Regions from separate parts of the Mus musculus genome. Here all the other regions are linked to region 1. The links are chromatin loops, found by intact Hi-C in ENCODE. Cell type or tissue: heart. All regions are shown on one strand. Links, peaks and the distances in the headings refer to the core of each region. The heading gives the core; the rest is flanking DNA. Region 1 holds the start of Gm52190 (a long non-coding RNA gene). Region 2 holds the start of Pla2g6 (phospholipase A2, group VI). Region 3 holds the start of Csnk1e (casein kinase 1, epsilon).

The links. A loop is a pair of places that touch in the nucleus more often than their neighbours do. Peaks named below come from ENCODE experiments on the same cell type or tissue, not always from the same donor. Only the 100,000 strongest peaks of a DNase experiment are listed, where the experiment ranks them.
Region 2: a loop joins it to region 1, with 2.4 times the contacts of the local background. A loop is called at or near these places in 3 of 42 quality-filtered maps.
Region 3: it touches region 1 in a loop (1.9-fold over the local background); 2 of 42 quality-filtered maps call a loop at or near these places.

Annotation. Positions count from the first base shown.
Region 1 is chr15:79,375,957-79,385,603 of GRCm38, reverse strand. Tmem184b (transmembrane protein 184b) reads left to right here. Exons shown (of 9, transcript NM_172608.1): 2 at 6,891-7,140; 3 at 8,392-8,557. The coding sequence starts at 6,949. It overlaps Gm52190 (a long non-coding RNA gene), which reads right to left and starts at 6,908. Exons shown (of 2, transcript XR_003951550.1): 1 at 4,852-6,908; 2 at 1,308-2,559. In heart, for the core only: CTCF peaks have their summits at 4,767, 4,967 (motif pointing right), 6,449 (motif pointing left) and 7,801; DNase peaks (open chromatin) are centred at 4,593, 4,963, 7,003, 7,733 and 2 weaker places; H3K4me3 peaks cover 537 bases; H3K27ac peaks cover 2,649 bases.
Region 2 is chr15:79,318,938-79,328,584 of GRCm38, reverse strand. It overlaps Pla2g6 (phospholipase A2, group VI), which reads left to right and starts at 214. Exons shown (of 17, transcript NM_001199023.1): 1 at 214-950. Gm20420 (a long non-coding RNA gene) reads right to left here. Exons shown (of 3, transcript XR_003951549.1): 3 at 9,001-9,424. In heart, for the core only: no CTCF peak of the experiment used is centred there; DNase peaks (open chromatin) are centred at 914, 2,654, 4,030, 4,944 and 1 weaker place; H3K4me3 peaks cover 1,528 bases; H3K27ac peaks cover 5,466 bases.
Region 3 is chr15:79,436,517-79,446,163 of GRCm38, reverse strand. Csnk1e (casein kinase 1, epsilon) reads left to right here and starts at 4,107. Exons shown (of 11, transcript NM_013767.6): 1 at 4,107-4,236; 2 at 7,305-7,392. The coding sequence starts at 7,317. In heart, for the core only: no CTCF peak of the experiment used is centred there; DNase peaks (open chromatin) are centred at 4,043, 5,313, 5,723, 7,533 and 5 weaker places; H3K4me3 peaks cover 3,787 bases; H3K27ac peaks cover 5,398 bases.

The sequences.
Region 1 (9,647 bases), core at 1,189-9,188:
TTTCATGTGGATCTATGGACTCATCATGACTTCTCGTCACTGGAGGAACCTGCCTGCACCACACTCCCTCTCACTGTCCCTGGTCTCTGCCAACTGTGCCCTCTTCATCATCAGCTGCACCTTTATAGCTCTGTCATGTTGAAAATGTTCTATAAACGGACTCAGACATTTTCTGACTTTGGGATTGGCGACTTTAAGCATAATGCTCTCCAGGCAGCCCAATGCTGTATGTATTGCTACTTTAAAAAAAAAAAAATTCCTTCTTTTGGCTAGGTTTCCAGTACTGTGTGACGTCTCTGGTTTTGAGCAGGTCTTAAGTTCAGTTAGAAAGCTGTTGGTCACTGCCACAGTATTTGTGCCATTACCGAATCCGTAGGGTTGTGGTGCCGTGCTGGTTGTTGTGGTGATTCCTGGGCATCATAGCCTGGTAAGACCATTGTTGGTCACGTCCCCCCTCCCCACTTCTAAGATCTATTTATTTGGTCTGGAGAGATGGTTCAGTGGTTAAGAGTACTAGCTGTTCTTCCAGAGGTCCTGAGTTCATTTCCTAGCAACCACATGGAGTCTCACAACCAAAAAAATGGGACCCGGTGCCCTCTTCTGGTGTGTCTGAATACAGCTACAGTGTACTCATATAATTAATAAATTTGTTTGTTTGTTTGTTTGTTTGTTTACTGTATGAGTGCTCTCTCTGTATTGCATGTACACCTGCAGGCCAGAAGAGGGCATCAAATCCTGTTACAGATGGATCTGTGAGTCACCCTGTGGTTGCTGGGAATTGAACTCAAGACCTCTGGAAAAGCAGCCAGTGCTCTTAACCACTGAGCGATCTTTTCAGCCCCTGTATCCTCTTTTGAGAGCTTGTATATAATGCCTGGAAGCTAGCTCTTGAGGAAGCATTCAGGCCAGTTCCAGCTCGGGAACTCTGGGCCCTGTGTTTGAGGTATATGGTGTCTTTAGCAATAGGGGCTTAACTTCCACTTCTGGAGGGCACTAGCAATAGGCTGAGTGTTTTAAGAGTCTTGAATAGCTCTGCCTAACAGAGAGGACTTCTTTCTCTTAGTGTTGGGGCTGTGGGTTGTTGTTTTTTTGTTTGTTTGTTTGTTTGTTTTTGTTTTGTTTTTCTTTCAAGACAGGGTTTAGCCTGTATTCTATAGCTCTGGCTGTCCTGGAACTCACCTTGTAGACCCGTCTGGCCTCAAACTCAGAGATCCACTGGCCTCTGCCTCCCAAACTCTGGGATTAAAGATGTTTATCACCATGACCAGGCAGACACTCTTTTTTAATGCTGAGAAATAGTCTTAAGATCTGGATGTAGTGGTTTATTCTATATTCGCTTGTTGACAGACATTTGGGCTATTCTCAGGCTTTTTAAGGGAGAAAGGGCTTATTATAGCTCAAGAGTTCCTGGTTCTAGTCCATCAAGGTAAAGATGTCAAGGCATCTAGAGCTTGAAGCAGCTGGTCAACATTTTAGCAGTCAAAAGAAGCCAGTGAATACATGTGTGCTTGTTTTTAGCTGCTTTCTCCACAGTTAGACCAGTCAGATCTCCTGCTTAGGGAATGGTGTCACCTAGAGTGGGCAAGTCTTTCCATATCAATTAACCCAATCCCCTTCAGCCTGGCTTAAAAATCCCATCTTCCTGGTGATTCCAGATTTATCAAATTTTGACAGTTCTGGCCGGTGCACTGATTATGAATACCAAAGCTCAAGCAATCTACCTGCCCCAGCCTCCTGAGGGCTGGGACTACTGGGCTGGGCTGCCACACCAAGCTGCATGGTTGCATAAGAAATGGCTTGACAGTGTTCTGCTTTATCTTCATGCCAGTGTAGCGCTGTGTGTGAGGTTCAGTTTCTCTGCCTCCTTGCCAGCATTTGCATCAACACTGTCTCTCATTGTGTAGTTCTGGGGATACCTCTCTGTGGTTTTCATTTTCTTCTCTATCGTCTGATGATGTGCACACCAGCTATCAACCTAGCCAGTGCTCTCTTCAGATTGGATGGTACAGTTGAACTTTTGACTGTTGCCCAGGTTTGTGCTGCAGACACACCCCACCACTCCACAGTGCCGCAGCTCTCACAGTATTAACATTTCACTCTTTTCTCTCCTTTCTCAGAGCAGTGACAGATGGGGCTCTATGAGTTCAAATCCAGCCAGGGTCACCTAGTCATACTCTGGCAGCAGCAGCAGCAGCAGCACCACCACCACCAGAAAGCATGTGTTTGAGGTTTAGCATGAAGTGATACAAATAATATTGATCTGAACACAAGTCCACAGTCATAAGAATAGGATAGGACAAAGCAAAAACAAACTAATTGGTGGTTGTTTACATTTTACACCAATGTCTTTCACAGCAGAGTCTTTTAAACAATAGTCATCTTAGATCAGCAGAGGACAGCCAGCCTTCAGTATTGTCCCGCAAGATGCTTTCTCTTCATCTCCTGCTTTCTCCTCCTTTATCCAGGCTGCAATTGTTTTGACAGGTGCCACCCTCGAGGCTTAGTTGTAAGTGCACTGTCGATCATTGCAGTGCGCATGTTCCGTCTGTGTCAGACTTCCTGCAGTTACGCCCAGGTTCATTTAAAGTGCTATTTTATTTATTATAATAATTGCTATTATTACTCTGTGTGTGTGTGTATGTGTGTGCGTGTGTGTGTGTGTGTGTGTGTGTGTGTGTGTGAGAGAGAGAGAGAGAGAGAGAGAAATTGGAGAAAGAGAGAGAGAAAGATTTGGAGAGAGAGAGATTAGAGAGATTGATTGATTGATTGATTGAGGAGTGATCAGAGGATTAGCTTCCACCTTTATGTGAGTTCCAGGGACTGAACTCAGGTCATCAGGCTTGGCAGCAAGTGCCTCTACCCAAGCATCTTGCAAGTCCTAAAATAGTCACTTCTAATTGTAAGCCCATTTATCCTTGGGACATCTGTAGACTAGAACCCTCTCGTCTCGGACGTAGTTGCACTGGAACACTGTAGAACTCCTCTGGCAGGAATCCCACCCAGCACCTTCAGAGCTTGAAGTTAGTATGTTCAGACTCTTCTGGGTTTAGATGCTGCTGGTAGATCCTTGCCCATCAGACACCTGACCACACTGACCCCCAGGCAGTCGCCTCTGTGTAGCGTGATCGGATGTGACCTCCACATTGCAGTGTGGTGCTGCAGGAGCGTGGAGCTTTGGGCTCCTCAAGGTCAAGGCCGTGTCTTCCCAAGATCATGAGGGTCCAGAGGCTTCAGGACATTTCCTCAGAGAAGTGACCCTACTGGATCCCTACCACCCTCTGCCATACCCTTGGCAGAATTTTGACAGTTGCTCAACTAAGACCGGGAGCCATGGGCTGGGGAAACAGCTCTTGGTTAAAGTGCTAACCACCGAGAATGAGTTTTGGAGTTTGTTTCCAGAACCCACGTTAAAAACAGAAGGGGGAGCTGAATTGGAAAGCCCCAGGCCAGCGAGAGACTCTCAAAAACAACTGCAGGCACACACAAGCACACATGCACACAGATGAACCCCCTATCCCCTCCCCCCAAAAAAGAATTGGAATCTGCTAGAGCAGTTGGAATCTAAGCCTCGTCTTGTATGTTTCCTCCCCACCTTGAGGAACGTGGACTGTATTTAAAAGGGAAGCCACAGAGACCATGCGGATTAGAGGGTGCTAGACCAGCTGCGGTTCCCCCTGCCGCAGGGGCCAGGTGCTCCACCAAGCCAATGGGCTGTTTGCTCTGGGATCTGGGTCATGAGTGCTCCCTCCCAGGAAGACATCTGTCTGTAGCTATAGGACAGTGGGACCCAGTACTCTTCTCGCCTGTGCACCTGTAAGCAGTGGGTCCCAGGATCTGCTCCCCTCGCCCTCTGTGCGCATTGTGAGCAGGTGCAGAGCTTAGGGTGCTGTGGACTGGATTGCAGATGTGGTCGGCAGCCTCCATGTGGGCCTTGGGTCTGGGTGGAGGAGCTGATACACCTGCCTTTTGAGGGGACCAGAGTGAGGACATTGCTTTAACTGTGATCTGAGAGAATGTTCTAGAAACCTTCAAATCATTTGGTAGGGGGCTGGAAGCCAAGTTTCACATCTTTATTCTGTTTCCAAGATGTAGATAATATCACTTCAAAGTTGCCATGAGGGGAAAGAAAACAAACATAAGATAATATTTGGAGGAAATGCTGGAGATTTAGGGGTCTCTTTGCCCACTCCATGTTTATCCTTTTCATCTGGGGTGACAGGCAAAGACGTTGATTCACGGTGCAAACCTTTCTAAAGAAACGTCTCAGGCGCTAGCTTTCAACTTGGCAGCCATGCCTACAGCAGCTATTATTAGGCTGCCACGGCGTCTCTCTCCAGAGCTTGCCACCAGTGCTCATACACAGACACCTTCTCCGTTTTTTTCAGTTTCCCAATTTAGATTCCTTCTCTGCTTTTGAGTCTTGAATCTGTCTTTTAGTTGGTGGTTAGGGATTGTCGATGTGGAAGAGAGCAATCCAAGGGCTCTGCCTGGGTCCCGGTGTTCTGACAGCTAGATGTGGAGGCTGGATGTGAGTGGGAGCCCAGCAGGAGTGCGGGCGGACAGCCGGGCAAGGTGGGGTCTGGACCATAGGGTAGGTGTGAGTTGTCTGGACCCCACAAAGACGAGGGGTCACTACATCCTGGCCTGGATGTCAGCTTTGGGGTTTGCAAGGGACTGTGAGGTTGGTCACCTGGGCTGATGATGGAGCTGGGGACTCAAGCTTCAATCAGGCTTCTTCCCAGTGTCTGTGATGTGCCCTCGCTCTCTCTCTCTCACTCCACTCACCCCTCTCAGCCGTGCGTGCACTGGTGCAGAGTAGCCCCCCCCCCCCCCGTCTCTCTCCCCACTCACCCCTCTCAGCTGTGCGCGCACTGGTGCAGAGTGGGTCACTGGCAGTCTGGGGTTTGGGCAGTTGGCCTTCCAGGTCACCTGATGGCTGGGTAGTACTGACCGCCGTCAGTAGGTGGCAGCACTGAGGAGGATGAGACTTGTAGGGCTCTGATGCCTGGGTAGAAGGCGCAGTTGGACTCCTCTGGCTGCCATAACAGAATGCTGGAAACCAGCCTGTTTCTCACTGTTCTAGAGGCTGGGCAGTTGAGATCCAGGCACTGACCACGCTGTCCAGTGGGGCTCATTTCTGGTTCATAGGCAACTCTTCTTTGTCTTCAAGTTGTAGAGAAGGGGTCTCACACCAGGGTACTGATCCCTTTCATGAGGACTCTACCCTCCTGACCTTCCAAAGACCCCCCTCCTAATGCTGTCACTGTGGCTGTCAATCTGGGGCACCACACTCCTTAAGAGCATTCTGATGCTCCTGGAAAGCTTTGTTCTTGGAAAGTAGCTCTAGTCTCTGGCCCAGCCTTGCCCCAATTTTCAGACATGTGGTGGGTACCTGTCAGCAGCTCTCCTCTGGGCTGCGTGAGGATGACGTCTCCATTTCAGATGGGACCCTAGCTCTGTCTAGACATAGAAAGGCTTTGTTTCCTCAGAGATGCCATCTTCCCTTGGTTTCGCTTTCCCACCGGAAAGTCCCTTGACGTTCCTCAGTTCTGCCATGCTCTTGTGTGGCCCACCTCACTCACCATCTCTGGAGATGCAGATCGAAAGCTGGTAATGAGGCTGAGCATTAGAGATCGCTTGGCTGCTGGACTTGGTGCTGGAGATTCAAAGATGAGAATAGGGGACTTACTGCCTCTGAGCAGGCAGGAAGAGAGACCCGTGGACCGAACGCAGACCCTGTGTTCCTTAGAGAATAGCTAGGGCATGTGAAATGGCCTGGAGTATCCGGTTGGGGAAGTGTCTGGGCAGGGTTTTGGGAAAGTGGATTCCTACATTGAGTTAGAAGATGATTTCTCTGAGGTGGGGGTGGGGCGGGGGCAGAGATAGAGTACTTTCCTGGCATGTGTGAAGTCCTAGGTTTTATAGTTTGAAATTTGAAGATAAGCCATAACTTTATGTCCCAGATAGCACAGCTGGGACCCGAAGGATTGAGTGACTGTTAGCCATTATGGAAGTCTGAGAGAAATCTCAAAAGCCAGGCCCTTCAGGTAGATTCCCATAGCAATAAAACAGCTTTGCCAAGCCTGACAGTGGTGGAGCACACCTTTAATCCCAGCACTTGGGAGGCAGAGGCAGGCGGATTTCTGAGAGTTCAAGGCCAGCCTGGTCTAAAGAGTGAGTTCTAGGACAGCCAGGGCTACACAGAGAAAGCCTGTCTCAGAAGAACAAAAACCAAACAGCAGCAACCACAAGAAAAGCCATTCTGTCACATCAGCGCAGCACAGGCCTTTTATCCTCACTCACTGAGGATTTGAACTCAAGGCCTGCCTAGGCTATACATAGCCTCTAAAGGAGGGTGACAAGGGGCTGGCGAGATGGCTCAGTGGTTGAGAGCACTGACTGCTGTTCCGAAGGTCCCAAGTTCAAATCCCAGCAACCACATGCATGCTCCGTTATGAGATCTGACGCCCTCTTCTGGAGTGTCTGAGGGCAGCTACAGTGTACTTACATATAATAAATAAATAAATCTTGAAAGAAAAAAAAATAGGAGAGTGAAAAGAGGCCCATGGGACAGTTCCGTGTGCCACGTGAGGACTCCAGCTTGTGGCAACAGTACTTAGGGACTGGCAGGGTAGCAGTGGTCAAGCTGTTGTTAGCAGTTGTAGGTCAGCACTCTTCTGTACCCTGCTTCCCAGCCATGTTCTGGCCTCCTAACTTACTATGGAAGATTGAGGTGACAAAGGTCTCAGAACATCACAGGCCATTGTGTATTGGCCCAGAGATGCCAGGGCAAGGGCTGAGCAGGGGCATGGCTAGGCCCATGATGCAGACCTGGAAGGGTTGTTCACAGCACACCACCGCTCGCTCGCTTATTCCCGTTTCTTCCCTAGGCCAGCCCGTCACTCACGGCACGAGATCCTCTCAGGGAGCCTGCTGCTGCTGGGAACCATGACAGTGAGGGGGGCCGCGCTGGCCCCAGACCCAGCGTCACCCACAACCACAACAGCTTCACCTAGCGTCTCTGCCACCCCCGAGGGCAGCCCCACAGCCATGGAGCACCCTGTGTTCCTGATGACCACTGCCGCCCAGGCCATCTCCGGCTTCTTTGTGTGGACAGCTCTGCTCATCACTTGCCACCAGGTACCTTGGTGTGATGGGGGAACATCCTTAGTGTCCCAAGTGGTTTCTAGTTCCACAAAGGATGCTTCAGGCCGGCCAGGCAAGGAGCGTAAGCCCTGCTTCCTGGGGTTCTCTCCCGCACCCCAGCTCCCCTGCAAGCAGGTGGTGGCTTTGGATTCACCTCCAGTCCAGTAGCAACTGGAGCATCGGGATTGTGAGGAGACACACAGATGCTTGTCTGCTACGACCTGCTCAGAATCTGCTGGCCACGCACATATGCAGCCGAAGCCACGGAACGGTTGCAGTTAGACATTATTGGGAGCCTGAGGGAGGTGGCTGAGGAGCTGGTGGCAGCTCAGGAAGAGAAGTCAGGTCTCCTGTTTCCTGTCCTTTCGCCCTCAGGGGAGGTTGGGTGCCCAAGGAGGAGCTTGCTGGATTCCCATGTAGAGGGTTGGATGAGTCTGCTCAGGCCCCTGGCAGCCCCTCACCAGCTGCCGTGCATCTCAGTCTCTTTCAGATCCATTAGTGGCCAAGGAAATTGGCTCACAGCGGATGGAAATGTTTTGTCCTTTTCCTTAGTCAGGGCTGGCCTGGGCTGGGCCAAGAGTGATGTCATGAGAGTCGGGCTGCGCCCTTAGCTCTGCTTCCCCAGAGTTGCACTGCCTTCTCCTGCCTCCCTGGGGATATTGCAGTCAGTGCTGCCTTAGTTCAGCGGATTGGGCATAGTGTGAGCACACCACTATGGCCACACAGCCTGGAAGTGTGTCCAGGTCCTCCAGAGGGAGGCTCTCGAGTACCCCACCCTCTCTAGCATCTGTGAAGGGACAAGGCAGAGTGGCCACAGCCAGGTGGCTTCAACTCGCCCTTGATCAGCCCTTCAGCTAACTCAGTGCTGCTGCTGCTGTGAGACCTTGGGAACTTGGCTTTGGGGAGGCAGAATGACAGGAGCACACATTGAGGACCGCAACTTCAACAACACTGTGGCCCTACTGTCCCCTGTAGCTGAAGGTGGCCTGTAGATAGTGTCACACCGGCTTTATGTGGTCACTTTGATTGGACTCTCACGATGGAAGGTTTGTCATCTAGTTTTCCAGAGCAGGATTGAGGCTCAGGGTGGGTAACTTGCATCAGCCCATAGAGCAAGGAAGGGTAGAGACAGATGTCAGGAGCCATCCTCTTCCCATGGAGCAGGCAGGAGGAAGAGGGCAGACAGGCAGGTGGGAGGCAGCTGTGGTAGTAGTGGGACTTGGCTGACTTAGTGCCCTCCCTCAGATCTACATGCATCTGCGCTGCTACAGCCGTCCCAATGAGCAGCGCCACATCGTGCGCATCCTCTTCATCGTGCCCATCTACGCCTTCGACTCCTGGCTCAGCCTCCTCTTCTTCACCAATGACCAGTACTACGTGTACTTCGGCACCGTCCGAGACTGCTATGAGGGTGAGCACACCTTGGAGCGGGGCTTGGGAGGAAGGTTGGGGAGTGGGGGCCTTGGGGCCAGGGGGGTGCACATCCCTCGTTCATCTCTAGGACCTGAGGCTGGCACGTCATTCCTCAGTCTCTCAGGAGCCTCTGGACCAACCTCACAAGGATAGATCTGGATCCCTCTTCCCCACCTGGCTGTCCATCTGTCGCTAATGGACGGGTAACCATCCACATGTAACCCAAGTCTCTGCTTACAGACATGGTTTGGTTTGGGGGATCCCAAGACGCCTTCACAGATGCCTCGAGGCAGGAGCTCTACCTCTGATTCGTTTATTTCTCATCTCTGGCTTCTCTAGCCTGGTTGGCAACTTCTAAATGATCCATCTATGGATAGGAACCATGGGTATTGGGGGAGGATTTACACAGCTGGCCTGCAAGCCCATGTGTCCCCCTGTGATGCTCTGTTACGCCTCAAAGGAAAGGACTGGCACCCCCTCCTTAGCGCCTTCTGACACATTCCCCCTTATTTCTGTGTCCCCTACCACAACCTCTTTAGGAGACACATCAGCCTCCACCCCAGCTCAGCAGTAGGTAGTTCCTCGGTGTTAGGAGCTGGCGTGGTCTGATTTTCCAGCCCCGAGTGGGACTGACCCTCATCTTGTCTCTTCACCAATGTCATATCCTTGTCCCTGCACTGTCTGTTCCTTCAGTGGATACAGCCCTGAGAGGAGGCTTCACTCCGTGGGAACAGAGCCAGGCACGTGACAGCACTATCCCCTCCCCCTTTGAGAGAAGATCTCATGTAGCCTGGGCTGGCCTCAGACTTTTTGGTTAGTGGGGAGAGCAGGGAGCAGGTATCAGTGTCTCATGCTATATCTCTGACTGACCTGGAGCTCATAGAGATCGGCCTATGTCTACCTCTTTAGTTCTGGGATTGAGGTGTAACCTTATAGCCTTTGTTTTTTTGTTTTTGTTTTTGTTTTTCACGACAGAGTTCCTCTGTATAGCCCTGGCTGTCCTGGAACTCACTCTGTAGACCAGGCTGGCCTTGAACTCAGAAATCTGCCTGCCTCTGCCTCCCAAGTGCTGGGATTAAAGGCGTGAG
Region 2 (9,647 bases), core at 512-8,511, 56 kb after region 1:
AGTTCAGAGTCCGAGCCACCCTGGATTCCTTGAGGTCGAAGGGAGCCGGGAACAGCCTCCTGCCCTTTATCAACACGTCAGCCAAACTGCCCTCACGAGAAACTTCCGCCCGCCCGAGGCATGGCCCCCATCAGCCACGCAGAATTGGCTTCAGTCAGAAGCCCGACCGCCCCCTGGCAACAGAAGCGGCTTCCATTGGGCAGTTATAGAAGATGGCGGCGCCTGACCGCGTGCGAGGTCCACGCTTGGGGTCGGGGCCACAGCCTGCCTGCGGCATGGGCTCGGTGGATTGGTGGAGAGCCGTAGTGTCGTCACGTGGGCGGGGCGCGTCAGTTTGCGGAAGTAGGAGGGCTGAGAAGTGCTGAGTAAGCCGAGGTGAGTGACGGCGCGGCGGGGGCGGGGCCTGACGGCCCTTTCCCAAACCTCCTGGTGCCCCTGTCTTGAATGTCGTCACCTGGACCCTGCTTAGGACCGGCCTCGTGTCTGCGACTCTGAGGCATGTCCTCCGTTAACTCCTATCTGGCCTCCTTGAGTGCTCCCGGCTTCTGTCCTTTCATCCCCTGGCGTCCCCAACTCCCATCCGGTGACCGCATTCTTCTCCGTTGCCGCCCTCAGTTTCCCAACTTCCAAAATCAACCCTTCTCCCAATTCATTGCCCGACTTTCACCCTGGACTGTCCACTGTCCCCAGCTCCTCTCTCTGCGCTTCTGAGTGCTCCTGGTTTTCTGCCTCATTGCCCGATTTCCCCCACGCCACCTGCTTCCTGCGTCCGTCCCTTTGTGCCCAACCCCTGAGCCCCCATTTCTAACTCCCTGCTTATCTTCTCTTGTGCCTCCGGTTTCCATTTGCTCCCCCGTGTGTTTTTCCCAGTTCTCTAGCCTCCAATCCTGGGTTCACCTCCAGCTCCCTCCGATGACCTGGAAGCTGGCGACTAGGAGCCTGTGACCCAGGTGACTGTGACTAGGGATTTGGGTGTGAGTGCGACTGGGAGGGCACAAGGGTTTATGGATCTCTGCCTGTATTTTTAATGGGCAGTTCACATGATCGCAAACAAATACCAATCCTTCCTCTAAAGTTCCCCCACCTGCCCTCTTGCCAGCCCGACAGGATTGGGCAGGTTTGGTTTGGCCTCGTTGAAGCTCCACCCTTAGACTAGTGCAGTGTTTTGTTCTGGTCTCTGCCTTCACGTGGTTCTGGAGCTTGGAGGCCATGCTCTGTTCTTGTCTGTTTTCTCACTGTGCCAGATAGGACTGAATTTTCTGCCCACATTAGTGACTGCCACGAGGCTCAGTATTTGAATGAGAAGATGTAGAAGACAAGGCTTGGTGACCAGTGTGGCCCTGTACAAGCTCCCTGCTTTGCTGTTGTTTCATAGGCAGGATGGAAAGGGCTGGGGGATAGGGAGAGAGAGGACCAAAGGGAGAGCATTCCCCTTTGTTCATGTTTTCAGTGTTTATTAATCACCCTGACAACCAGGCGCTTTTATTTCTGTTACCTTTATTCTCTGCTCCCTTTCCACTGAGCAAATATTGATGTAGCTAGCGCCCGCCCGCTGTTCCTGCTTAGCCTGGGGAAGGGAGGCCAGTGACCTCCTTTGCCAGGGTCATGCTAATACCTTTGGGGCTAGGTTTTCACTGTAGAGAGTCCCCAGTTTATTTATTTTTTTAAATTATTTTTATTTTATACATATGAATGTTTTTCCCGGATCTATGTAAGTACACTCCATGCATGCTGAATTCACTCGGATCTGGAATTAAAGGACTTGTGGGGGCTGGAGAGATGGCTCAGCAGTTAAGAGCATTGACTGCTCTTCCATAGGTCCTGAGTTCAATTCCCAGCAACCACATGGTGGCTCACAACCATCTGTAATGGAATTTGATGTCCTCTTCTGGTGCGTCTGAAGTCGGTGACAGTGTACTCACATACATAAAATAAAAAATAAATCTTTTTTTTTTTTAAAGAAGGTGTGGGTTGCCGTGTAGGTACTGGAAGCTGAGCCCGAGTCCTCTTCAGGAGTATCAAGTGCTCTTAACTTCCTGGAATCTCTCCAGCTTTGAGGGCAGTGGCAGTGACCCGCCCCAGGCAGCTATGCCCAAGGGACCATGGCAGACACTGTTCAGTGTGGCGTGTTGCTGAATCCAATTGCTCATGGGGCAGATGCCTTTCCTCCTGCACCCTGTAGGAAGTCAGGGGACCTGTGCCCTACAGTGTGACACCAGCCATGAGACTGCCATGAGACTGTCATGTTGTCTAAGGGCTCCTTCTGTTGGCTTACAGCATTTCCCCTCCCTAGGGGTTGCTTGTCTTGTTAAATGTAATTATGGTGGCATGCTTAAGAGGGATTTCCAAGGCATCCAATAGAATGATATAACTAAGAATATCCTGGAAGGAATTGCCTCCTGAGCACTGAGTTTACGTGTGTGTGTGTGTGTGTGTGTGTGTGTGTGTGTGTGTGTGTGTGTGTATGTGTGTGTACACATGAATAAGTGTGGCCTGTGTAGAGGGTGTGCTCTCCTGGGCAGCGTGAACAGATACAAAAGTGGCAGGAAGTCAAGTGACAGCAGGGGCCTGGTACTTGGATTGGACCTCAGGTCCTCAGCCTGGAGCCATGGAGGTGGGGTGGGGTGGACAGGGATAGGTGTCAGCTGCTCAGGAGGGTGACCCCAGTAATCTAATCATGAGACGTGCTGTGGGAATTGGCGGGCAGTCCTGTGTGTTTGGGTGTGCTCCTGAAAGCCCCTACAGCCATTACCTGAGACAAGAAGGCTCAGGTGTTCTGGCCTGGTTCTCCTCCCTCCATGCTTGTCTGTGTCAGGTGGAGGCAGTTTCATCTCTAAAAAGGCTGAAACACTGAGAACCGATGTTGGAACCATGCTGGGCAGTAAAACTGATTTTCCCAGAGGAACCAACCAGTCCCAAGAGCAGCAGTGCTGGAGGAAGGGTCTCCTGGTGGGGGAGCAGGTGGTCCTTGGAGGAAAGCCAGAGGCTGGGTTCACCCGCCTTGCTTTGTGGTGTGAGAGCCAGATGTGCGGGGGCATGGGATCCCTGTCCCACTGCCTTAGGGACGCAGGCTGGTGGCTCACAGATGTCCATTGATTTGTTCACTTACATCAAACAGCTGCTGGAAGTGGGTGCCATGCACCCTAAGGAATCAAAGCAGTGCCACGGTCCTTTGTGAGGGACCCCATGGAGTAGGGTTGCCAAGGGGAAAGGCTGAGGGGAGAAAAGAGCTTTCTGGAGGAAGTGGCCTCCAAACTGGTTCTTGAGAGACAAGAAAGGGGAGGTTTATTTGAGTGCATATCCTTTGTCTATTATGAGAGAGATGTTAAGTGGGGGTAGGAGTGATACAGGCCAGGGAGTGAAGGTGCAGGAGCGCCCAAGGACACTGAGGCACACATGTGACCTGTCTGCTGGGACTGAATGACTAGAGTCACGTCAGGGGGCTGGAGTGCAGGCTGGGCCTTTTCTGAGGATTCTGATACATTCTCTAGAGTTTGGGCTTTCTGAAGTATTGGAGATCCATATGGCATAGAGTCCATCAGCAGTGAGGTACTGTCATTCCACCGGGAGATATGGCCATTCAGTTTGTAGTCTGTGTGCTAGACAGCCATAGAGGAGCCATGTGTGTAAGGCTAGACCATGACCTAGACTCATGTACCTCCATTTTGAACCACGTTGAGTGCCGGCTTGTAGGGAGGGGTCAGTCCACTGCTTACTCTGCCTTTGGAGTGAGAGTGGACTCAGAATGAGGAGTGGGGGTTGGGGGGGGCTCGCATGAGCAGGGAGGACATTCTGGGTTTTGTAGAATGGACTGGATGGATCATGGCTCCCGCCAAGCAGTTTCTACCTGCAAGCATCCAAAAGGGAGGAGGGAAGGTGAACAGCCTGGCAGCCTTGCCAGGAGAGTGACCCTCAGAGTGAGAGCAGTCTTCCTGAGACCCGCCCTTCACCACGGCAGAGGTGGATGCAGACCTCCTTCAGCCAGTCCAGGTGACAGTGATCACCCATGGTGGCCATGCATGCCTCTGTCCTCCCAGCTGTGACCCCTGCTGTGCATGCCAGGAGGGCCTCTCCCCACCCCCCTCAGCTGTCTTCTGTCTTTCCTTAGAACTCAAGTCCTGTCCTCCAGTGTCCTTCCCCAGGGACCACACACTCTGAGCCTGGCCCTCATGGACCCAAGTAGCCCCTCCTGGGGGGCTCACTGAAGACCCTTCCATGGTCCCTCCAGGGCTCTTGTTTGGTTTTCATTTTGGTGGCCAGAGTGTATTTCTATAGTTTGTCATCTGAACCCTCCATCTGAGGCCCTCTCTGGATGGATCTCTCCATCTCTGATGTGAGTATACTCTTCTCTGGTCTTGTCTTCCGTTCCTCCAGGAGAGCTGTAGATGTCCACAGACACCATCTGCCTTCCAGAAGCAAACCAAGGCGGCACACTGACAGGGAATGGGTTAGAGACAAGGGGAGAAGCCACAGATCTTAACCTTAGGCTGCATGAAGGGTCGTCACCGGCACTGGCACCATGAATGGCTTGGCTTGGCCCTTTTCAGTTGTGGCATCTCTGGCTGGAAACAGGGGTTCTGTGTCAGATGACCTCATCTAGGAGCCAGCTCTGGGGCAGAGCAGTAGTGACAGTTGTCAGCAGTAGAAAACAATGTTACAGGAATGTAAAAACTGTGAGACTAAGCCCCAAGAGGTTTGAGGGAGGCCCCCAGTGGAAGATTCCTTAGCTGCCCTGATGGCAGCCTGGCCGAGATGGTAGCGGCAGGATGCCAAGAAGTAGGCACATAAATGCTTTGTAGCATTCCTGCCTGGCCCTGCCATGCTTGTTCCAGGATGTGTGTGGCCCATGGGTCCACAGAGTTCATTTCCTCTCTTCCACCTGAAGAGAACAATGGCTGCTGGTGGTGTTGTCACAGTGGGTTGGCGTCTGGCCTTTTCCTTAGTTACTGTGTCATATCCTGTATCACACTGGCCCCAGGAGGCTGGACAGAGGCCAGGCCTTTCAACATAGGGGACATGTCTCTGTCAGAGAATGCTGGGGTGAGGACTTCCTCTGAGTGAGGCTGCTGATCCCACAGACAAGTGGATTTAAACCAGTGAGGCTCTTGGGTGCACCCTGCCCCACTTCCTGGAGCACCTCTCTGCATCTGGCCTGGCCTCTGGCACATCTGCATAAAACCACAGAGCCCAGGACTCAGCCTACACCTGCTTTCTATAAAACCATAGTAATTTTGTGTGCCATTTGGAAAATCGAGAACAGCAACAGTGTTACTCATGTAACCAGGACCTTCATCTCCTCCAGATATCCTGGTATGCTTCTCCTGTCTATGCCTTTTTTAGTTTTGGATTTAATTTACATTTTTATTTGTGTCGGGGTAGGGGTGGGGGAAGGGAAGAATGGTGCGCTATCTCACCAGTCCCTTTTTTTTTTTTTTTTAAAAGAAGTTTGTGCAAAATACTTACTCAGTTAAATTTCCTCACAAGAATCTTGAATGGAGCCAAGCTTGGCACTAGGGTGAGAGACCTTGGGAGCCTCCTGAAGAAGCTTAGACTCTGGAGCTGCTCGCCTTGGACTGTAGCACTCGTCCCTGTCCCTGTCAGCTGTGTGACCTTGGGAATGGCCCGCTGCCTTTCTGTGCCTTAGCTTCCTCCCACTCGAAGCGAGGATAACCGTGTGGGAGGGTGGCTGTGCAGAGGAAGTGATACGAGCTTAGGATGGGGCGGAGGGAGGTGCCAGGTGTGCCCAGGCTGACAGTCACTCAGAATCTGTCAGAGAAACAGTTCAGTTGGTAAAGAGCAGCTCTCACAAGCCGGAGGACCCGAGCCCAGTCCTCAGTGGTGGTGTGTGCTGATGATTCTGCAGCTGGGGAAGTCCCCAGAACTCGCATGACAAGTTAGTTAACTCCAGGAGCTGCTGAGGAGGCCTTATCTCAAAATCCTGAGCAATGGCAGCTGAGGTTGACCTCTGGCCTCTGTGCACATTTACACACACACACACACACACACACACACATCTGAACATGCACATCCCAGTGACATACACACACAGAGTGCTTGCTGGGGTATAAAAGGAAAGATTTTTGTTGTTACTTGAGACAAGGCTACTCTGTCCTAGAGCTCACTGTGAGACCAGACTGGATCCAACCGCTTTAGATTCCTAAGGGCTGGGATCATAATGTGAACCATCATACCCTGTAAGATTGTCTTCTTGCCAAGGGCAGTAGATTATTCAGTGGGTAAAGGCATTTGCTACCTAGCCCGACAACTTGAGTTTGATTCTTGGCACCTACATGATGGAAAGATGCAGGGGCCACAGCACACGGATTCCTGCCACTGGCTGACACAGCACACACACTTCGACGTTTGTGCACTCATTTATTTGTTTGTGTGTTTTAATCCCGAGCTGGGGTTTCTACCCCTCCTTTGACTGCTTGCTTAGTTCCCAGATAAAAGAAACACATGACCTTTATATCTACAGTAAGCAAGCCTTAAACAGCACAAGAGCTGGGCAGCTGTCTGCCCTCCATGCTGTTAAACTCTACTTTCCGATCGATAGATAACCCCGAGTTATCAGTTACTATGTTTCATCTGGGCTGCCCTTAACTCCAGTTGGCCAGCCCTCAGGGCTGCGTTTTTTTATGGCTCACTTAACCCATGGAGGCTTCTCTTCTTCTTCCTCTAGGTTCTCCTCTGACCCCTAGCTAGGGGATCCTAAACCCCACCTCTGTCTCTTCTGCCCAGCTATTGACTGTTGGCATCTTTATTTACCAATCAGAAATAGCTTGGGGACAGGGTCACAGGTCTATGTACAGAGTCCAGGGCTGCACTTAGCATTGCAACAGACAGCAAGACCAAACCTCAACAGGTTTGTGTGTGTGTGTGTTTGTCTGGGGAGGGGATCCTCTTATATCTATATTTTCAGCCAAAAAATCCTGAGGCTGGCCATATAGTCTAGTAGAGTATTTGTTTTGTGTTCGTGAGGTCATGAGATGGATCCCCAAAGATATCTAGAAATAATTAACTCTTTAATGAGTGTGTATATGATTTTTATTACATTTTAGCATTGTTAGTGCACGTGTGTGTACATGTGTGTCATGATACATGTGTGGAGGCCAGAGGATGACGTAAGTCATTTCTCTCCTTCTTCCTTGCTTGTTCCTCAAGGATCAACTTAGGTTGTCAGGCTTGGCTGCAAGCACTTAAATGTGCCAAGCTCTCTTGCAATCTGGTGGTCTTATTTTTAACCATAACCTCATATTGTCTGTTTAGACTGATTCATTCATCCTCTGTATCTGCTGCTTTGTGGTCTCTGGGTTTTTTTTGTTTGTTTGTTTGTTTTTGTTGTTGTTTGAGACAGGGTCTCTCTTTGTAGCCCTGGCTATCATGGAGCTTACTATATATACCAGACTGGCTATCCTTTTTTTTTTTTTTTTTTTTTTTAGATTTATTTTTATTTATATGAGTCCACTGTACCTGTCTTCTGACACACCAGAAGAGGGCATCAGATCTCATTACAGATGGTTGTGAACCACCATGTGGTTGCTGGGACTTGAACTCAGGGCCTCTGGAAGAGCAGCACTCAGTGCTCTTAACTGCTGAGCCATCTCTCCAGCCCCAGACTGGCTATTCTTGAACTCACAGAGATCCAACTGTCTCTGTCTCCTGAGTTCTGGAACTAAAGGCGTGCATCACCATGCCCAGCTGTGACTTTTATTTTATATTGCTCTTTTTTCTGACCCACTAGCCACTGTTCATTTGTTGTTGTTGTTTGAATTTAGTCCCACCTATAAGAATGTGTAATTTTTTTCTTACTATCATTTTATCAAGCCCTATGTCTTACCATTTTAAGAATGTGTAATTTTTTTCTTACTATCATTTTATCAAGCCCTATGTCTTACCATTTTTGAGGTTTGTTTATTTTTATCTTCTGTATATGGGTATTTTGCCTTCACATGTGCCTGCCTGTGTACCACATGAATAGCCGATATCTGTGGAGGGCAGAAGAGCTTACGGGATCCTCTGGGACTGGAGTTCCAGATGAGTATGAGCTGCCACATGGGCTTGGGGAACTAAATTCAGATCCTCTGAAGAGCAGCCAGTGCTCCTGACTTGTGAACCATCTCTCCAGCCCTATCTTGGCTTGTCAAGACAGGATCTCACTTTATAGTCAGAACTGGCCTGGATCTTGCTGTGCTGCCTGGGCTGGCTACCTTTATTAGCCTCCTGAGTCTGGGATTCCAGGTGTGGGCCACCATCGTTGGCTGTCCCTGTGTTGAAGAAGACACGACTTGCGTTCTTCCCCACCGGTTCGTTATTATTAGAAAAGCAGGGACTTCCAAAGCTCCCGGCTGTTTCCAGAGTGATGGAGTCATATTCTCTAGGTCTTAGTTTTCTTATCTGTAAAATGGGGGAAGTAGTTAAGTAAAGACAGGCCAACATTTAAAGCAGTACTGTCTTTCAGGTGCCAGGCTGGCCCCAAGCTCACTGTGTGGGACCAGGATGCCCTTGAACTCCACCCCTGTCCTGTAGTGGTCCTGGGTTTCCAGGTATCCATCTCCATCCCAGTTAATGCAGTGTCAGGGCTGGAAAAGTCTGCTCTGTGCTAGACAAGCGCAGTGTCAGCCCTTGATGCCATTGTTAAGTAACGCTAGGGTCACTTACCCTACCCATCTGTCAGTGAAGCAGGCTGCTAGGCGCTGCACAGACCATGTGTGTGCGGTGTGCTCTCGCCCTGGGAAGAGACATGCGCATACACCCAGCTGAGACCCAGCAGGCTGGTCTAAGACTCACCATGTTGAAGAGCATAATGTTTACAACAAATGAGTTAACTTTTTCTGGAATGTTCTGTGCGTGCTTTCAGACCATAGCTGCTGAAACTGGAAAGGGAAACCCTGAGGTGGTGTCATGGGCGACCCTCACGCTGTTTTTAGCTTACTCCACAGTTTGTCTCCATTCCATCACCAAGGTTAGTCCTTTCTTCCAACCTGGGGTCAGAGCAGGACCAGACTGAGAGCTAGTGTCCATGCAGTGCCCGGCTCCCTCGGGGCATCCTTACTGCAGGGCTCTGTGCTGTCTGTCAGGCCTACTCTTTCAACAGGCGACATGTTGCCTCAGAGGTAGAGGGCGGCCTCTGGGGAAGGCAATATACTTTCTAGAAGCCCAAGAAAACACAGTTCTCTTAATTCTGGAGCTGGGGCTGTAGCCTAATGAGTGTGAAGCTCTGGGTTCTATCCCCGGTGCACATGAACACACAGGCTAAGGCTCCAATCTAGACTGGGAGACAATTTTTATAGCAGAAACCCTGACTTAATGTGTAGTTAAAACAACAACAACAACAACAACAAAACCCATCTCTCTCCCTCTTGAGTGAGTGCTAAGGAGATAGCCCAGTCATTCTGGTGTGAGGTTCTGTCCCAACACTCACCTATAAAGAGAGCTGGACACGGAGACATGCACTCGGGATCTCAGTGCTGGGGAGGCAGACAGGACACTGCCTGGAGGCTCGCTGGCCAGCCAGTCTAGCCTACTTGGTAAGTTCCAGGTCCCTAAGAGTCTCTGTCTCAAAAACAAGGTGGAGAACCCCTGAGATACCTGCAGGTGATCCTGGCCCCACAAGTACCTGCAGACACTCAGACACGTCTCTATGC
Region 3 (9,647 bases), core at 859-8,858, 61 kb before region 1:
TGGTGGTGGTGTTTGAGACAGGGTCTCCACATGTAACCCTGCCTGTTCTGGGGCTTGCTGTGTAGATCAGGCTGGCTTCAAACTCACTCCTGTCTCTGTTTCTGAACTGCTGGGAAAGCCAAGCTTTACTGCACCCAAGCCCAGAAGCCAGCCTCTTAAAGTCACGAGGACTCCTGGTTCCAGCTCCCCAGCCTCCTTGGACATCAGCCTGAAGGGGTGGAAGTCAGTGGAGGAGAGGAAGGGAGCCTCTGGCTGGCACTCCACAGTTCTCTGACTGGGAGACCAGACTTTTAAAATATTTATTATTACTATTGTTGTTGTTGTTGCTGTTATTGGTTTTTTGAGACAGTTTTTTTTTTTTCCTGGATGTCCTGGAACTCCCTCTATAGACTTCAGGCTGGCTTTGAGGTTAGCAATTTCAGCTGCCTTTGCCTCCAGAGTGCTGGGATTAAAGGTATTTATTCACTACCACAACTGTCTAAAATACTTATTTTTCATTTCAACATGTTTATGTTTATGAGGGCTGGAGACATGGCTCTGGTGGTCCTGACCTGCTGAGCCATGTTAGAGCTTTAAATTTACGTTTATTTATTGTGCGCGTGCCATGGCAGGCAGAGAGAGGATACATTGCTGAAGTCAGCTCTCTCCTTCCACCAGTCGGGTCCTAGGAAGCAGGTTGTCAGGCTCAGGGGCAGCAGTTAAGAGCTCATACCAACGGCTTCTGTGGGAAGCCCACAGTCACCTGGAACTTCAGCCAGGGGATCCAATACCTCTTCTGGCCTCTGCGGGCATGTGTACTCTGGGCACATAGCTAGAAAGAGGGTACCAAGGGCTTAGTCCCTCACAAGCCTGGGCGAGGAAGCTTTCTGGTAGGTCACTCTCTGCTCTAGGGATGGGTGCATTTCATGAGTCGGCAGTGTGGTCTGTTGCTAGGGCCTGATAACAGGGGATAGCAAGCGCTGCTTCATTCATGTTTGAATGGGGGGGGGGGAGGCAGAAACCTCTTTGCTGTCCATTTTTCCAATCAGCTATTTATTAAACACATACCAGGTGCTAGACACTATTATAGATATTCACAGCACAGTGGAGGCCAAAATAGCATCAACTCCCCACTTTCATGGACCGAAGTCCTCTAAGTGGGAGACAGAAGATAAACAACAAACACACCCAGAGTGTGTTATAGCACTGAGTGTTTGTGGGCGACAGAGTGCAGGAGTCCGGGATCCCGGATGGATTTTATACAACTGACTTTAAATTTTGTTTGATGCTATGTGGGTGGGGCTGCATTGGTGCCACAGAGCCCATGTAGAGGTCAGAGGACAACCCTGTGAAATTAGTCTTGTCCTATCTTAATATGGGTTCTGAGGCTCCAACTCAGGTCTTGAGGTTTTTTTTTCATCAATCAGCCATCTTGGCAGGCCAGCGATAGGATTGTTAAGTCAGGAGACAGGAAAGCCTTCTCTTGAAGGCCTGAGAATGGAGGGGCCCCACCCCCCGAAGAGCATGGTGAACATGTGGCTCTCAGGAAAGTGTACCAGGCAATTGAATGGCCAGGGCCAGGGCCAGGGCAGGAGGTCATAACAGAGAAGCACCCAGATCATCAAGAGAATCATAGGTAGGGACATGCAAGGGAAGGTCATTTTTAGGACCAATCTGAACACTTGGTAAGTCAGAATGTCCATAGTCAAGAGACCTGGACTCATCCGCACTGTGCTGGGTGTCTAAGGCTGTGCCTGAGCCCCGAGGCCAGTGCTCTAGAGGGCCCAGGGGTCCGGAGGGGTATGAAAGTAAGAAATGGTACAAGTGTCCAGCTCAGAAATGAGCAGGGGGTGGGGGAGGGGGGAATCTGCTCCTGACCACTCAGAACTGTCAAAAGCTGGTGTGGCCCCTGGTGAGCTGGGTTTGTCTGCCTGCATCTTGTGGGTCAGCGGAGGGTGGCCCCGGGAAAGATGCCATCCAGCTATACCTCTGGGCTTGAAAGCTGGAAGTTGGAGGGGAGGATCTTTGCGAGGAGCTGAAGGCGGAGCCCTTGGCTGTTAGAATGAGGCAGGATTTCTGTTTGGGAGAAGGCTCCCTCCTTTCCTCCCTCTCCTCCACTGGGTTTTGCGTCACGGCTGTTTCCCCTTAGAGCTCAGCTGCAAAGCTCTGTAGAGGGCTCACAGCTTGGACTCATGAGGGTGTAGGAAGGAAGAGGCTCAGGCAAAAGGCAGCTGTGTGGGGAGCCACCTTCCAAGGGGGGTAGATCTGGGAGAGGGAGTCTAGGAAGGTCCAGCCACCCTGTACTCTTCTGAAGGCCTGGTGTGTGTGTGTGTGTGTGTGTGTGTGTGTGTGTGTGTGTGTGTTAGAACTGGGGACTTTTAAGACCAGCTACCCCTGGATACCCAGCAGAGAGTCTATAGCTGGAGGGTGTGGGCCTGGGAGAGGCTGCAAGTCCTGAAATGGAGGGCAGGTGACAGGATGAGGAAGGGAAGCTGGGACAGTGGACTCCAGACGGAAGATTTGTTCCAAAGGACCTGCGATGACCAAGAAGGGGAGGAGAGTGGCTTTAGGCAGCGCTGGCTGAGTTCCATCTCCAGACAGGTTCACCCTTGATCCATACCCCCGCGTGAGGGCTGAGGTACCTCCAATTCCCTTTCTGGAAACCACAGAGTGAACATCAACTCTGTCTGCTGTCCTCACTGGAGAGGGTTAAATGAGCTGAATGCCTCTCCTGGCGCTGCAGCAGAACAGGCCTACGTTTGGAAAGCTGGGCCCATGTTGGAAGGTTTGGGTGGTAACATTGCTAGGAGGACATTGATGCTTGCTGTGTTCTGCTCAGTCTTGCCAAGGCCCCACGGCCTGGGCTCTGACCACTGAGGCTGACTGCTGTCCAGACCAGCTGCCTCTGGTGAGGATTTGTGCCCTGCGTGGCCAAGGCTTCAGGAGAGAATGCGGGCCTGTCATACAAAACCTGCCAATTGTGAATCAATTGACAAACGCAAAGCCAAAAAGCACCAAGCGGGCCATGCTCAGTCCACCACCTGGGCAGAGAGAGCCAGTTGCCCGGTTTACCATCACAGAGGCCTCTGGAGGCAGCTCCTCCTCATTCTCCTGGTCTTCTGATCGGCATCCCCAGGTCCACCAGATGAACATGGCCATCTTGCTGGGCTGTGTGGGCCTGGGCAGACCTTTTGCCCTCTCTGGGCCACAGTATCCTGCCCTCCTGCCCTGTGATAGGACCTGGTCTATAGGTCTCCCAGCAATCTCCTCAGCCTCGGGGAGAAGATGCGGTTATTATGAAGTGACTCTTTCTGAGATGTGCTTCCGGGGTGATCAGAGGTACTATGTCCACAGTAACAGTTGTGTGTGTGTGTAGAGAGAGAATGTAGGTGTGTCATAAGTTGGAGCTTTGCATGACCCACTGTAAATATCATTTTAATAGCCTTGTGCTGGGACCTTCCATGGTGGAGCTGGAAGCTGGTGGGAAGCCTTCATTAACTCTCCCATGACCTGGGAAGGCTATGGTCCTTCTTCCTCGTTTGCAGTTAAGGACATTCAGGCATTGTCTGGGGGATGACTTTGTTGAATGAGCACCTCTGGGTCCCTGACTCACGTGTGAGTTCTTGGTGAGGGGCAGGGGGCTCAATGGGTGAAACTACGTTGGAATCTGAGGGACTGTCACAGTGGATCTGAACGGCAGAGGACAGAGCAAAGAAAAGTGTCTGCCTGGAGTTTTCTCTGACCACACATCCTTGGTCCTTGTCCACGCCCCTCAGTCCCTATGCTTTATTCCCAAAGCCCCTGGCCAGTGTTCTCTACAGCCTTCAGGCTACTGAGCCCTAAATCTCTTTTGCAGTGCCAGGAGTCTCAGCTGATTCTCTCGGGGGTCCCCGCAGCTTTGGCTGGAGATAGGGCAAGGCCTGAGTATAGGAAATCTTAGTTTTGTGTGCCCCTCACCCAGGGTGGCAGCGTCAGAACACGCTCTCCGGGGGCTGCGGGCCCTTTAAATCCTCCGGGGCGGCGGCGGCGGGCGGGGGATGACATCAGCGGGCGGGCCCGGGGCTCAATGGGAACCGCGGGGACGCGCGCGCGGGTAGGGAGCGCGCGAGCCGGCGGCGGGGGCGGGCGGCGGGAGGCGGCGGAGCGCGGAGCCTGAGCCCGGCCGGGCCGAGCGCAGCGCAGCGGGCCGGGGAGAGGCTGGCGCGCCCGCGGCCCGGCGAATCCTCTGGCATCCGCCCCGGCGGCCGCCCCGGCGCGGTGAGCATCGGGGGCCGGGGAAGCGGGGTTCCCTCCGCCTCTTTGTGTTTTCTTTTTGCGCGAGCGCGGGGCGGACACGCGCATCCGCGCAGGGCTGGGGGCGCCGCCCGTGAGGACAAAGGCGCGGCCGGGGACGCGGAGGGGACGGGCGCTTCGCAGGCCGCCGGGTGCACCGAGGCGGCCCCGGGTTGGGGCGGGGGACCTGCGGCAGGGGCCTGGCTGGGGTCCCGGGGGCGCTCGGGTTCCGGGCCGGCCTCGGCCCCTCCTCTGTGTCCTGGGCTCCGGGTCACCGAGGCCGTTCTCGCGTAGGGTGGGGGCGCGCGGGGGTCCTAAGTGATGGGGTGCGTGGTCACCCGGGCCACCGGCTTTGTTTTCCTTTGTGGCGAGAAGAAGGGAGGGGGTTATTTATCGCTTGGCTTCTCATTGCGGTGTGCGAGACAGCCTTGTGCTTCAAGCCTGTGAAAGCTGGGTGCCTGGGCGCCTCAGAGGCAGGGCTGCGACTTAGGCCACCCCCTCCCCCTACTTTGTCCAGAGTTTCCCCACATATTTCTTAGCATAGCCTCCCTTTGGAAAGGGGGTCTAGAGAGAGAGAGAAGGGGGTGCAGTTCCAATGAATACTTGCGTTTGGGACGCCTTTCCTAGGTTTAGGGCATTCCTTCAGTTTTTATTCTACTGATTCATTGACCAGGGTCTTGGCCCTGTGGAAGGTGGGTGGTGTGTGTGTCAGGAGGTGTGTGTGTATGGCAGGGTGACACGGGACTGCCCATGTGCCCAGCTGCTTGTAGTTGTAATTTTTCTAACCAGCTGAGAAGTCTTGACTCCTCATGGCCACCCCCCCCTTTTTTTAACTTTGTTTATTCCCCTCCCCCACCCCTCCCGTAAGGGACAGAGTGAAGAATTGGAAAGCTACTCTGATTTCCTGAAGGAGCCCCCACCCCAAAGTCAATTTCTTGGGGTGGCGGTGGAGGGGGGCTTTTAAGTGGAGGAGGGCTGGGACACGCTAGACTCCAGGGCTCTGGTCTCCAGGGTGGGGAGACCCTGGCGTTGGTAGGGTCCTTCAGGGTTGGTGATTGTGCAGAGAGCCGTGAGTGGAGAGGGGCTTGGGGGGTCATGTGCAGTGTATTTATGTAAGACTCCCAGACAGAGGGCACTGGTATTTATATAACCTGGCGTGGGTATTTATGTAATATAGGATGCAGTATATTTATGTTCCTTTCCTAACCTGTGGCTTTCCCAGATGCCATGTATGGTCTCTGAGTCGGCGTTAGTGGAAACCCGGCTTTGGGGGGGGGGGGTGTTTGTGAGTACACAGCCAGCCCCCCCTTTCCTGTAGGGATCCTAAGTGTGAGCCTCTACTCCCATGTTCCCCTTGGCGGGTGCCCTTAGCAAGCTGGACCATGTGTGGACCTGTGGTGCCAGGCTGGTGGGTTTTCTGCAGATATGCAGTCCTGTTCTTGGCAATCAGGGCAACTCAGCCATGTGGGCAAAGACCCATGATGGGAGAGCCCAGAGTTTGGCTGGCACCCAGCGGCAGCCACTTCCTTGTGGCTGGTAGAAGGACAGTGGTGGCTCTCGGGGACTTAGTACTAGGCTAGGGTGTCTCTCCTGGCTTGGCTCTCTCGCTTCTGGGGCTGATGGAGGAGCCCCAGTGAATCTCTCCTGGTTTCCTTCCAGGCCTGGTATCTGGGGGCAGGCTTGGCACAGGGAAAGGGTCAGCACCCCTTACCCCCAAGCAAGCCAGCAGTCACTGTCTCACCGAAGGGTTTTACTTCTCAAGCCTGGAGTGAAATAAGTTCTGGGTAGGAGGCCACCAGGTGGGCCAGCTGGACCCCTGTTTGGTCCTAGGTGAGATTTCTACCATTGGCTAGCTTCTGTGGGGATGGTAGCAAGGCCACTCTGGGCTCCGGTTCCCATCTATCTGCCAAAGGAGTGCCCTCTTGTTCCCTCACACCAGCTCATGTGTAACCATGCAGAGGCACCAAGGAACCAGTCTCCCTGTCTCATAGTTTACTATTCCCTGCCTCCCCATTCCCCAGCAGCCCAAACCTGCCCCCATTCATTGAGTCTTCTGTTTTGCTGACCTGGAACACAGGTACCCAACCTCTACCAGGCCAGTACAGAGGGATCCCTGCCATGGTCCAATCCTTGTTATCCATGGGCTTGGGGCCTCCACCTCATCTGAGGAAGGAGCAGGCTATGCAGCTTAGACCCACAGGGATGGGACCTGTCTCAGGAAGCCCTTACTTCCAGTCTTCAAGGAAGTCTCCCTGAGAGTCCGCATAAGATGTGTGTGCAGAAAGACCTGAGAAGTGGTTCTCTGTGGCCTGGGTAGAGCCTGGGAGGCCCTGGGAGGTACCTTGCCTTGCCTCTCTCAGTGGGGATCAGGTCCTCTCATATGAGGCCTGCTGGAACTGGCCAGCTTAGCCCTCCAGAGGCAAGGATAGAGGTGGGCAGCCTGTGGTTTCAGGAGTCTCGTGGTACCAAGGAGCTCTTTGACGTTCTTCCCTTTATCCTGGAGGTTGCAACTTGCTGACGGGCTATTATAGCTTTCAGGATGGTCTATTTCTGTGGACCCCGTTCCTCCCATTTCTATCAGATTCCTGGGGTCCAGGACGTCCCTGGGGTATTTTAAGTGTCTCCAGATTGTATGCAGAGTGTAAAGCATTTTGGAGAGACTTTTGGCCTTTTCACCTCTAAGGATGGGTGGAGATTCACTGCTGAGCACAAGACACTAGACATGGCCCTTCCCTGTTGTTTACCCTTTGTCCTTGATTTAGGGCCTTAGCCCATCGTAGCCCATCGGGTCTGCTTGGCGGTCCCTTCCTGGGCCTTGGCTCAGAGCCCATCTTTTCTGAACTAAGTGAAACTTGTTCTAAACCTGCCTCGGCCGTGCCCAGGTGTGTGGGCATGAGGACTACCTGACACCTGACTGCCCTTGAGCTAAGTGAAGCCAGATTGCTTCTCAGACAGTGGGAGGGAGGAGGAGCCTGCCAGCCCTGGTGGAGGAAGGGTCTGGGCCCTCTGCTGCTGGAGGTCCTGTCTCTGACCTGTTTCTGCTTCTCCCGCAGCAAGGTTGAAGCATGGAGTTGCGTGTGGGAAATAAGTATCGCCTGGGCCGAAAGATCGGCAGTGGCTCCTTTGGAGACATCTACCTGGGTAAGTAGCTAGGCCTCCAGCTGTGGCCCTTTGGGGCGGCTCTGGGATGAGGAGGAGGGGAGAACCTGGGATCTGGGAGCAGGAGTTTGCTCTGGTTGCCTGGCATGGCTTACAAGCCTCCAGGGTCATCCCGGATCCAGAAGGAAGCTCAGGTGGTCTGGGGAATGTCTTCTTTCACAGCTGGGCAGGCCAGGGCTCAGGAGGCTGCAAGAGCAGAGGAGATATATTTAGCAGGCTTCCAGCTGCCGCTGACCTGGGTCTCCATGGGGCATGGGAAAGCCCTGGCTGGGTTGGCATCCCTAGCCCTTGGGTCCTGGCAGAAGGATACTGATGGATAGAAAATGTTTTGGCTGTCCTGGAGCCCTGGGGAGGCTCCCCGGAAGTCCAGGCCTCTCCCTTAGATGTGGCTTTCTGGAATGCAGCCTGGGCCTCCTTTGGAATGACAGAGGAAGGATCTCATTGCTCTGGGAGCTCCCTGTCCCTGGATGTGTCCCTGATGTCATTTTAGGCAGATTGCTGGCATCTCAGCACCCCCCCCCCCCATCCCCCTCAAGTGTCGCCTTCCTAGCCTGGCCAGCCATGCGCCATTTTGAGTGTTGTCAGCCTGGAGGGGAGAGTTTGCTTGGTAAACTGCACGGATGGAGTTTTGAGTCTTGGAGTTGCTTGTGTGGTGGCAAGCCTCCTAGGTCATCCTTGGTGCTGCCCTGTGTCCTCAGGAGTAGGGCCTGGCTGTCTCTTGTTTTCCTCCTTAGAGAACGAAGATGAATCATTCTGCCCTGGGCAGAGGAAAGGGACATATCAGGACGCTGTAGTCATTAATCAGTTCGGTCAAGGGCTTCTTTTCCCTGGTGCTCAGAGCCCCTGTCCACTGTCAAGTATGAATTCTGCCGTCCAGCAAGCCTCAGGGCAGTGGGTAGGGGATACAGAGGCCTTCTTAGCTTTTACCTACAAGCCCCTTTCTGAACATTGTCGCCCACAAGGCAGCCCCCGTGTCCTGTTCTCGGTGCTCCCCATTTCCTGTGTGACCCAGGCTGTCCCTTTCTACTGATGGCAGAAGGCTAAGGTGGCTGCCAGGGATTGCTCTAGTTGGGGCCGCCTCAGCCCCACAGCCTCACTGAGTAGGGGTAGAAGAGAAAATGGGAGACAGACATCTCTGGATTCTAGACTTTATCTCGGGCAGCTGCCCTGGGACCTCAGTGTCCCCCATCTGTGTCCCCAGATGACCCGAGCACTGTTGCAGGACACAAATGAAACAGCCGTGAAGTAGTTTTGTACTTGGTGTCAGGTGTGCTGTAAACAGCTTGCTGTTTCTCTATGGGGTGTGGTGGTGTGTGCCTGCAGATGGAGCTACTCGGGAGGCTGAGGCAGGAGGATTGCTCAAGCCCAGGAGTTAATGGCTAAGTCATTGTAAAGTAGTGGGATAACTGTTCAAAGAATAAGTTTCAAGAAATCACAGTGCCTCTGGGTCCTGTCATTCCTTTCAGTAGGAGCTAATGTAAGGAATTTTGGGTCTGCTCCTCAACCCCACCCGGGGGCCCAGAATGTGGCCTGTCCACAGTGGATATCCAGTGAAGGCTTGAGAAGCAAATAGCAAGGAAATGGGGGCGTCGTAGCCTGTAAAGACCTCTGTGTGGTAGGGAAGGAGAGAGGAGGGACTTGGGAACTGGGTGGGCCAGTTTCTGCTTCTCAGTGCTCCTAAGTTACCTGAGCTATCCTGTCTCTTTATCTGAGCCTAGCACAAGTGTAAGGAATGTGTGTGTGTGTGTGTGTGAGCGCGAATGTGTGCGCATCTCTCAGGCACCTGTCTGAAAGAACACCCAGTGCTGGCCCCTCTTCTGCAGAAGGGATCCGAAAGCTTGCAGAAGGAGAGGCACAGCCCAAGGTCACTCACCGAGGCCAGTGTCCCTTGTTCCTGAGGTCTGCCTCCCTAGGGGGAGGACTTCCTGTTTATCTGTGGTCTCTATGATGCTAATTCCCTGGTGCAGATTTACTCCAGTTTGTGTCAGCTCTGGAATGAATTGACCCTGGGTCTTTCCTTTTGCTGGCTGGAAGCTCTGGTTCCCTGCCAGCCTTGACTTCCCCATCCCCAGCGTTGTGAGTAGGGCTGCCCGCCCTGCGTGAACCCCTTGCCTTGCCTGTGTGGGAACAGAGGTGATGGAAGGTCCCTCTGTGACCGGCCTCGCTGGCACACTTTGTTCAGAGTGCCGGCCACATTCTCATCATGGTGTTGGGCCAGGGCCTGACTCCAGATGGCC